Regions from separate parts of the Homo sapiens genome. Here region 2 is linked to region 1. A link is a contact called in ENCODE Hi-C or POLR2A ChIA-PET data. All regions are on one chromosome and are shown on one strand. Each heading gives the region's core, a stretch centred on a gene start or an enhancer-like site at or near the end of the contact. The rest is flanking DNA. Distances are from core to core; before and after follow the strand shown.

Region 1 (4,840 bases), core at 743-3,242:
GGGTGCAAGGAGGGCAGCCCCTGCTCCAGGCAGACCTGGATTCCAGCCTCCTGGATTCCAGCCCCCTGCTGCCTCCCACACAGACCCTGGGGTAAAGGCGTCTTCGGGGAGGGCTGGATTGAGGGAAAGTACCCAGGGCACAGGGTGGGCGGATGGCACATTCTTGGAGGGGTGGGTGCTGCCTGGATGGAGGTACCTAAGGATGTAGAGGGAGCCCGGCTCCAGCAAGAGTTCCAGCCACTCCCCCGGCTCCTGGGTGTGCACCAGCCGCATAACGCTGGGAGACAGGAGAGACAGGCCGGCGATGGTGGCCCCGCAGAACTGCAAAAGAGGCGTGGGGATGGGTCAGGATCTAACCGGGCCTGCCTACCCCCTGGCTGGGAGTGCCAAGGCACCGTCCTCTGCCCACCTTGATGCTGTCCACGTGGGGCTTGATGTAGCCGCGGGCTTCCAGGTCCAGCACGTGCACGGAGGAGAGCAGGGTCTGGCCGGGGCCAAAGGCGGCCGCCTGCACGCGCTGCAGGATGGCCCGGCTGGCTTCTGACCAGCGCGACTTCTCTGTCTCTCGGAAGCCGTGGATGGCCTGCACAGAGAGCTCGGTTAAGCCTGGGAGCTCCCAGAGGGAACAAGGAAACTGAGGCAAGGAGGGGCAGAAAACGGCAAGGGGCTGGTTTCCCTATGTGACTCTTGACCCTGCCCTCAACTCAAACTCCCCTAGCCCCTCAACTATGGCCCTACCTAGGTGTGACCTCAGTCCTTAGTACTCACCCTGAGGCTACAATTCCAGGTCCCCAATGCTGGCCCGGCCCCAGCATTCAATTGGCTGAATCTCCCTACAACTTGACCCCACCCAAGTGTCCTGTCTCTGTCTCTCAACATCATCTGGCTCCACATCCGTTTCCGCCCCTAACCTTGGTCCCAGGTCGCAAAAGTGCTCTCCCTGACCCCAAGGTCCTCATCCCCCAGGTCCCGCCCCTCCCACAGCCAGAGTTTCAGCCCAGCCCCCACCATAGCCCAGCTCCCAAATCCCTGCAATAGCTACCGACCCCAAAAAGGCCCTGCCCCATCCCAGCATGTGTCTCCCCTATCTCCGCCCCCAGCGTGGTTCTGCCCTCTCTAAACCTCGACTTCCCCGTCCCCCCCACAGCATGGCCCCAACCCATCCCGGCGCTTGACTCCACGGACCCCGCCCCAAGCTTGGCCCCGCCCCATCCATGCGCTCGACGACCTGACCACGCCCCAATCCCAGCCGCCACGTTCTTCTGCACTGTAACTGCTAGCAGCGTAATCGCACCCCAACCCTACACCCGACTCCCTGGCCCCACCCCCACGCTCGACTGCGCTGTAACCGCCCCCAAGCGTGGCCACGCCCCATCCCAGCACTGGTCCCCACTGTCCCCGCCCCCAGCGTGGCCACGCCCCGTCCCTACGCTCGCCTCCTGTCCCGCCCCCAGAGTGCCCCCGCCCCATCCCTGCGCTGTCTCCTTTGTCCCCGCCCCAGCGTGGCCCCGCCCCATCCCTGCGCCCGACCCCCCTGGCCCCACAACCCCAGCACCGTAGCCCCGCCCCCACGCTAAACGGTACTGTAACCGCCCCCAGTGTGGCCCTGCCCGGTCCCGGCGCTCGTCTCCTCTGTCCCCGCTCCAAATCCCCGCTCTAGGTACCGCCCCCAGCGTGTCCCCGCCCCATCTGATGCTCCACGTCCCCAGGCCGCGCCCCCGACGAGCCCCCGTCCCTCGCCCCCGGCGCTGCCGGTCTCACCGCGTCCCAGTGATCGTATTCGTAGCGGCGGCGGCGCAGCTCGGGCTCCAGTTCTCGGCTCAGCGTCTCCTCCTCTGCCGTGCTCAGGAAGCCAGGCCGCACCACGGCCGCGTCCTGCAGGCGGCTCAGCACGGAAGGGCCCGAGCCTCGCACCCAGCTGGGCCCTGGCAGCGTCCGCAGCGCCAGCAGCCCAGTCCCGGCCATAATCCCGGAGCGGGGTCATGAGAGAGGGCAGGGTTGGGGAACGCCCCCGCCAAAAGCCATTGGCGGTACCTGCGGCAGCGATTGACTTCCCTCAGAGTCCCGCCTCTCGCTCATAGCTATTGGTTGCTGCTAGACTCGCCTTCACAGGCTATTGGCCTTTTTCCAGAACCCGCCTCCTCTCTTGAGCTTATTGGGCGCCACCTCCCGCCTGACTTACACCAGTGGCTGAGTCGCAAGTCCGTCTGCAGCTTAGCACCGCCTCTTTAATCATTAGAAAACGTACACCCTAGGGGTTGCCTGGCCAAGACTTCATAAGGGGATATGGGCAGTATCTGGTCTGAAGTCCGGAAGTCAGGGGGACTGGGGCCAAGGCCACGGTTATGGAGTCGACTAGGGCTAGAGGTTAAGGGCAGAGTACAGTCAGGCCGAGATAAGGGTCCGGGGTCAGGGGACTGACGTCAAGGCCACGATTATGTGTGTGGTGGGGCCAGCTATCCAGAGTTAGGGCTTATGGTCAAAGGTCAGAGCGAGGTATCATTCATTTCCCCGTCTCCGTATCACTATTACTTTAGGTTTGAAAATGGCATTATGGTTGTCTTTTTGATTCCTCGGCCGGGCGTGGTGGCTCACGCCTGTAATCCCAGCACTTCGGGAGGCCGAGGCGGGTGGATCACCTGAGGTCAGGAGTTCGAGACCAGCCTGGCCAGCATGGTGAAAACCCGTCTCTACTGAAAATACAAAAAATGAGCCGAGCTTGGTGGCGCGCGTGCCTGTAATCCCAGCGACTCAGGAGGCTGAGGCAGGAGAATTGCTTGAACCCAGGAGGCGGAGGTTGCAGTGAACAGAGATCCCGCCACTGCACTCCAGCCTGGGCGACACAGCAAAACATTGTCTCAAAAAAAAAAAAAAGAGTCATCGTTTTTTACAAACGCAAACTGAAAAAAAAATATTTACAGAAAAAAGATCTCTGGGATTTGCTTCCACATAAATCCAGGCTGTGGGGGCAGGGAGGGGGCGGGTAGGGAAGAATCATCTTTGACCGTGAATTAATTGTTGAATTGGTGTGATAAGTACGTGGGGTCTCATTACCCTGTTTTCTCTACTTTTGTTTATATTTATTTTTATTTGTTTATTTTTGAGACAGAGTCTCACTCTGTCGCCCAACCTGGAGCGCAGTGGCACGATCTCAGGCCCTGAAGATTTGCAACCGCTGCCTCTGGGGTTTAAGTGATTCTCATGCCTCAGCCTCCCGAGTAGCTGGGATTACAGGCAACGAACCATCATGCCCAGCTTTTTTGTTTTGTTTGTTTTTGAGACCGAATTTCGCTCTTGTCACTCAGGCTGGAGTGCAATGGTGCGGTCTTGGCTCACTGCAACCTCTGCCTTCCGGGTTCAAGCGATTCTCCTGCCTCAGCCTCCCGAGTAGCTGGGATTACGGGAAGCTGCCACCACGCCCAACTAATTTTTGTTTTTTATTTTTTTGGTTTTTGGGTTTTTTTTTTTTTGACACACAGTCTCGCTCTGTCACCCAGGCTGAAGTGCAGTGGCGGGATCTTGGCTCACTGCAAGCTCTGCCTCCCGGGTTCACACCATTCTCCTGCCTCAGCCTCCCGAGTAGCTGGGACTACAGGCGCCTGCCACCACGCCCGGCTAATTTTTTGTATTTTTAGTAGAGACAGGGTTTCACCACATTGGCCAGGCTGATCTCAAACTCCTGATCTCAGGTGACCCGTCTGCCTCGGCCTCCCAAAGTGCTGGGATTATAGGCCTGAGCCACCATGCCCGGCCTTTATTTTATTATTTTCTCCCTCTATTGCCCAGGCTGGAGTGCAAGGGCACGATCATAGCTCACTGCAGCCTGGAACTCTTGGGCTCAGGTGATCCTCTCCCCTCAGCCTCTCAAAGCTCTGGGTACTTTTGTATGTATTTTAAATGTGCATAATGCAAACTGCAACACTGTAACTGCTGAGCGTAGCGCCCCCCCGACCCCGGCCCGAATGCTTGCATTTTGAAAAATATTGACCCCATTTCTCCCTCCAGCTACATCTGCCCCCCCACCCTCTGCTCCCCTTGATAGTGTAATTCCTCGAAAGACTTGTCTATGTCTGATATGTTTCCTCCTATCCTTTCTGGATCCACTCCAGCCTGGCTTTTGGCTCCCACAGCACCAGAAAAGGCCTGATTTAAGGCCACCAGTGACATCCACAATGCCGAATCCAATAGCCAGGTCTCAGTCTGACTGTTAATGAGCCTACATGCTGATGCCGCCTACATTTTGTTTTTTTTGAGACAGAGTCTCGCTTTGTCGCCCAGGCTGGAGTGCAGTGGCGCGATCTCCGCTCACTGCAAGCTCCGCTCACTGCAAGCTCCGCTTCCCAGGTTCACGCCATTCTGCCGCCTCAGCCTCCCGAGTAGCTGGGACTACAGGCGCCTGCCACCACGCCCAGCTAATTTTTTGTATTTTTAGTAGACACGGGGTTTCACTGTTAGCCAGGATGGTCTTGATCTCCTGACCTCGTGATCCGCCCGCCTCGGTCTCCCAGAGTGCTGGGATTACAGGCGTGAGCCACCGCGCCCGGCCGATGACACCTACGTTTTTATTTCAACCTCTTGACCCTGATGTCGAGGGACATATCAAAACATCAGGTATAATATATCCAAAATCAACTCCTGATCCCTCCCCAAGCCTGTTCCTTTGCCTACACTTCCCATCTCAGGCGACAGGTCTCCATCTTCCTGCTTTGGGCCATCAGCTCGGAGTTTCTGGAAACTGCTCTCTGTCACATCCCACCTAGCTAGAATCTGACTTTTTCTCATCACTCGGCCAGGGCTGCCATCAGCTTTCGTCTAGATTACTCCAACTATCCTAACTGCT
Region 2 (4,840 bases), core at 1,583-4,082, 1.4 Mb before region 1:
AGTCACCACGTCCAGCCTAAACTCCTAATTTCAATCAGTCAGGGAGATAGATCTGAGACTGATCTCCCATCTCCTTGGTTGGCACCTAATTAAAGCCTTCTTCATGGGCAATACTAGTGTCTCAGTGATTGGCTTTCTGTGTGGCAAGCAGCCGACTGAACTGGTGTTTCAGTAACAGCTACCCGTGGTGTGTATTCTCCTTCGCTGTGACAAGTAATACATTGAAATTTTTTCAACTGGCTGGGCATGGTGGCTCATGCCTGTAATTCCAGCACTTTGGGAGGCCGAGGCAGGCATATCACTTGAGGTCAGGAGTTCAAGACCAGCCTGGCCAACATGGTGAAACGCTGTTTTTACTAAAAATACAAAAACTAGCCGGGCATGGTGGCACGCATCTGTAGTCCCAGCTACTCAGGAGGCTGAGGCAGGAGAATTGCTTGAACCTGGCAGGTGGAGGTTGCAGTGAGCCGGATTGCACCACTGCACTCCAGCCTGGGCAACAGAGCGAGACTCCGTCTCAAAGAAAAAGGAAAAGAGAGGGGAGGGGAGAGGATGGGAGGGGAGGGGAGGGGAGGCAAAGACATTTGTTCAACCACATGTGTGATTCTGGTGTTTTTTGACTGGGTGGGTGAGGGAGACACTAACAGTCTTCACAATAACACTACAAGAAAAGCACAGTTATTATCCTGCTTTACAGAGGAGAAAATTGAGACACAGAGAGGTTAACAATTGACCATGGTCATACAGCTTGTAAGTGGTAGGGCTGGGATTCGAACCTAGGCAAGTTGACACAAGTCCATGCTTAATCAGTACACTAAGCAGACCCAAATTTGAGGACAAGAGGAATTTATATGGGAGGCAGTTGCGGAAAATGCCAGTGGTGGGAAGGGGTTCTTTATTTCTTCATGTGGACTTTTTTTTTTTTTGAGACAGGGTCTCACTTTGTCGCCCAGACTGGAGGGCAGTGGTGTGATCTCAGCTCACGTCAACGGGGTTCAAGTGATTCTCCTACCTCAGCCTCCCAAGTAGCTGGGACTACAGGCACACGACACCACACCCAGCTAATTTTGTATTTTTTGGTAGAGACGGGGTTTCATCATGTTTAGCCAGGCTGGTCTCAAGCTCCTGACCTCAGGTGGGCCTTGGCCTCTCAAAGTGCTGGGATTACAGGCAAGAGTCATCACGCCTGGCCTTTCATATGGATTTGAGTTACTGTCTAGTGTTCTTTCATTTCATCCTGAAGGATTCCCTTCATTTCCTCTATTGTAGTAAAATACACATAACATAAACTTTACCATTTAAAGCATACCATTTAAAGTATACAATTCAGTGACATTTAGTACATTTACAATGTTGTGCAACCATCCCTACTACCTAGTTCCAGAACATTCTCATCTCCCCAAAAGGACACCCCATAGTTATTTATTTATTTATTTATTTATTTATTTATTTATTTATTTATTTTGAGACGGAGTCTCACTCTGTCGCCCAGGCTGGAGGGCAGTGGTGCAATCTCGGCTCACTGCAAGCTCCGCCTCCCGGGTTCATGCCATTCTCCTGCCTCAGCCTCCTGAGTAGCTGGGACTACAGGTGCCTGCCACCATGCCTGGCTAATTTTTTGTATTTTTGGTAGAGACGGGGTTTCACCGTGTTAGCCAGGAAGGTCTTGATCTCCTGACCTCATGATCCACCCGCCTCGGCCTCCCAAAGTGCTGGGATTACAGGCATGAGCCACTGCGCCCGGCCTATTTATTTATTTTTGTTTTTGTTGAGAGAGGGTCTTCTTCTGTCACCCAGGGTGACTGCAGTGGCACAATCATGGTTGAGTGCAGCCTCAGCCTCCTGGGCTCAAGCAATCTTCCCACCTCTGCCTCCTGAGTAGCTGGGGACGTGGGCATGTGCCACCGTGGTCAGCTAATTTTCAAATGTTTTGTAGAGATGGGGCCTTGCTATGTTGCCTAGGCTGGTCTCAGACTCCTGGCCTCAAGTAATCTTCCTCCCCTGGCCTCCCAAGGTACTGGGATTACAGACGTGAGCCACCATGCCCAGCCCCCCATACTTACTAAGCAGTCACTCCACATTCCTGCCTTCCTGCAGCCTTGGAAAACCCTAATCTGTTTTGGCCTCCCAAAGTGCTGGGATTACAGACGTGAGCCACTGTGCCCGGCTAACAAATTGTTTTCTGCCCATGCATTTATGTATTGTATGTGACGCATTTGTGCTAGAATAGCAGAGTTGCAGCAGAGAGCCCTCGAGGCCCAAAAATATTTACTATTTGGCCCTTTTCAAATGTTTGCCAACCTTTGGTCTAGAAGGTTACATTCTGGAGCAAACAGATCATAGACAGATAAAGAAAGGCAGATGCTAAAATCAGCCGGGCGTGGTGGCAGGCACCTGTAGCCCCAGCTACTCGGGAGGCTGAGGCAGGAGAATGGTGTGAACCCGGGAGGTGGAGGTTGCAGTGAGCCGAGATCGCGCTACTGCACTCCACTGGGCGATAGAGCAAGACTCCGTCTCAAAAAAAAAAAAAAAAAAAAAGAAAGAAAGAAAAGCAGATCCTGAATCTGGTCCCCTCCACTCACCCGCGCTTCCCAGTTATGAAAGGCAACACAATCTCCACATCTTCTTTCTTGGGTTTTGGGTTGGTTTGAGTTGGGGCCACGAAGGGAAGTGAAAATGATGTGGTCCTCATTGCTTTCACAGTTTCAAACCCAACTCCAGTGTTTATCAGCTGATGGGCTGTGGGCAGGTGACTCATCTCTGAGCCACTATGCTCATAGGTAAAATGAGAATGAGGGCGGCTGTGTTACCGGATTCTTTGAGGTCATATCCAAAAAACACATAGCACAAAATAAATGCTCATGAGATGCAGAGGCCAGGTGTGGTGGCTTATGCCTGTGATCCCAGCACTTTGTTTTTCTGTTTGTTTTGTTTTGAGACAGAGTCTTGCTCTGTCACCCAGGCTGGGTGCAGTGGCAAGATCTCGGCTCACTGCAAACTCCACCTCCCAGGTTCAAGCGATTCTGCTGCCTCAGGCTCCCAAGTAGCTGGGATTACGGGCTCCCGCCACCAAGCCCGGCTAATTTTTGTATTTTTAGTAGAGATGGGATTTTGCCATGTTGGCCAGGCTGGTCTCGAACTCCTGACCTCGGGTGATCCACCTGCCTCGGCCTCCCAATGTGCTGGGATTACAGGCGTGAGCCGCTGCACCCGGCCACTGTAATCCCAGCACGTTGGGAGGCCAAGGTGGGAGGATCGCTTGAGTCCAGGAGTTCCAGACCAGCCCAGGAAACATAGTGAGACCCTGTCTTTACAGACAAAAAATTAGCTGGGTGTGGTGCCGTGAGCCTGTGGTCCCAGCTGCTCAGGAGCCTGAGGCAGGAGAATCCCTCAAGCCCAGCAGGTTGAGGCTGCAGTGAGCTGAGACTGCCAAAGATTGCGCCACTGCACTCCAGCCCAGGTGACAAAGCGAGACTCGGTCTCAAGAAAAAAAAAAAAGAAAAGATACAAAAAAAAACAAGAATAAACCCTATTGAATTGGAGGTACTGAGGTGAATTCATGGTTTTCAAAATATAAAGATAAATATAGAAATAAGTTTGTGTGTGTGTGTGTGTGTGTGTGTGTGTGTGTGTGTTCCCATTTATCTACTAAGAGGACCTGGGAGCCACATACCCCAGTAACAATGGGCACACTTAACACCCAGATCATTTCTAACTGCCAATCTCCACCTAGCCCAGGGCTTTTTGGAAAAATGAGAGCAGCCTGGGCAACATAGCAAGACCCATTTCTACAAAAAATTTAAAAATTAGCCAGGCGTGGTGGCGTGCTCCTGTAGTCCTAGTTACTTGGGAGGCTGAGGCAGGGTTGGGGGGGACAAAAGCCTAGAACATCTAGTTAGGCCAGGAAGGAAGAAAAAACGATCAGCAAAAAACCAATAGGAATATGTCAAAAGGACCCAGAAGCCAGAGAGAAAAGCTTTCACTGGCCAAATTAAAGATAATTTAAGCATCGAAGGGGAAAAAAAAGAACGTCAGCAAAATGGCAGAGTAAAATTTGCCTTTCTACAAAAGCAATGAAAAAAACTGGCAAAATTTGACAGAATCAACATTTTCACAACTCTGGAAATTAACCAAAAGCTTACAGTAATTTGCAGAGCATTTAATTAAAAAAAAAAACACATAAAAAAACAGCAAGCTCTGTAGAATTTTAACTCACTCTAGTCTTATTCCTGGCTCTCCAGCTCAGAGGGTAGCCTTGAAAAATAACAGCCCACAATCTTGATACCATACGGAAAAGAACAGAGGTGCGGCTCCTTCAAAACCTCATTCAGGATCATTCAAGAAGAGGTGTGTGTGTGTGTGTGTGTGTGTGTGTGTGTGTGTGTGTGTGTGTGTGTTTGAGACAGAGTCTCGCTCTGTCGCCCAGGCTGGAGTGCAGTGGCGTGATCTCGGCTCACTGCAACCTCCTTCTCCTGGGTTCAAGCGATTCTCCTGCCTCAGCCTCCGGAGTAGCTGCGATTACAGGTGCCCGCCACCATGCCTGACTCATTTTTGTGTTTTCAGCAGGGACAGGGTTTCACCATGTTGACCAGGCTAGTCTCAAACTGCTTACCTCAAGTGATCCACCCACCTCGGCCTCCCAAAGTGCCGGGATTACAAGCGTGAGCCGCCGCACCCAGCCAAGAAGAGTCATTTATTGACCTATTTATTGGTACTCTGGAAGACCCTGCTCTGAAAGACCTGACCTCACTTGAACTTGCCGGATGCTAAACATTTCTCCCCAGGGGCTATTTGTTAAATGTTTTAACATTGCAGCTGCCTGTGGCAATACTTAACAGTT

Evidence for each region. A loop is a pair of places that touch in the nucleus more often than their neighbours do. ChIA-PET counts read pairs that join two places held with the same protein, here RNA polymerase II (POLR2A). Pooled maps may share reads with other maps.
Region 2: a loop to region 1 is called in a pooled map, with 3 times the contacts of the local background. The contact joins the enhancer-like site here to the promoter of ALKBH7 in region 1. A Hi-C loop is called at or near these places in 2 of 50 pooled maps. POLR2A ChIA-PET finds 5 or more read pairs at or near these places in 2 of 52 experiments (Panc1 and activated naive CD4-positive, alpha-beta T cell).

Annotation. Positions count from the first base shown.
Region 1 is chr19:6,369,946-6,374,785 of GRCh38, reverse strand. It overlaps ALKBH7 (alkB homolog 7), which reads right to left and starts at 1,992. Exons shown (of 4, transcript NM_032306.4): 1 at 1,762-1,992; 2 at 410-583; 3 at 197-321. The coding sequence starts at 1,965. CLPP (caseinolytic mitochondrial matrix peptidase proteolytic subunit) reads right to left here. Exons shown (of 6, transcript NM_006012.4): 6 at 4,544-4,840. RefSeq lists a silencer at 1,269-1,668 and an enhancer at 1,338-2,260.
Region 2 is chr19:7,805,628-7,810,467 of GRCh38, reverse strand. All of the region lies in intron 1 of LOC124904628 (a long non-coding RNA gene), which reads right to left. Among named protein-coding and RNA genes, the nearest start is that of EVI5L, 22 kb to the left of the region's middle. Within about 2 kb of position 2,832, at least 2 of the 41 ENCODE cell types and tissues checked have a DNase peak (open chromatin) inside an H3K27ac peak, as active enhancers do.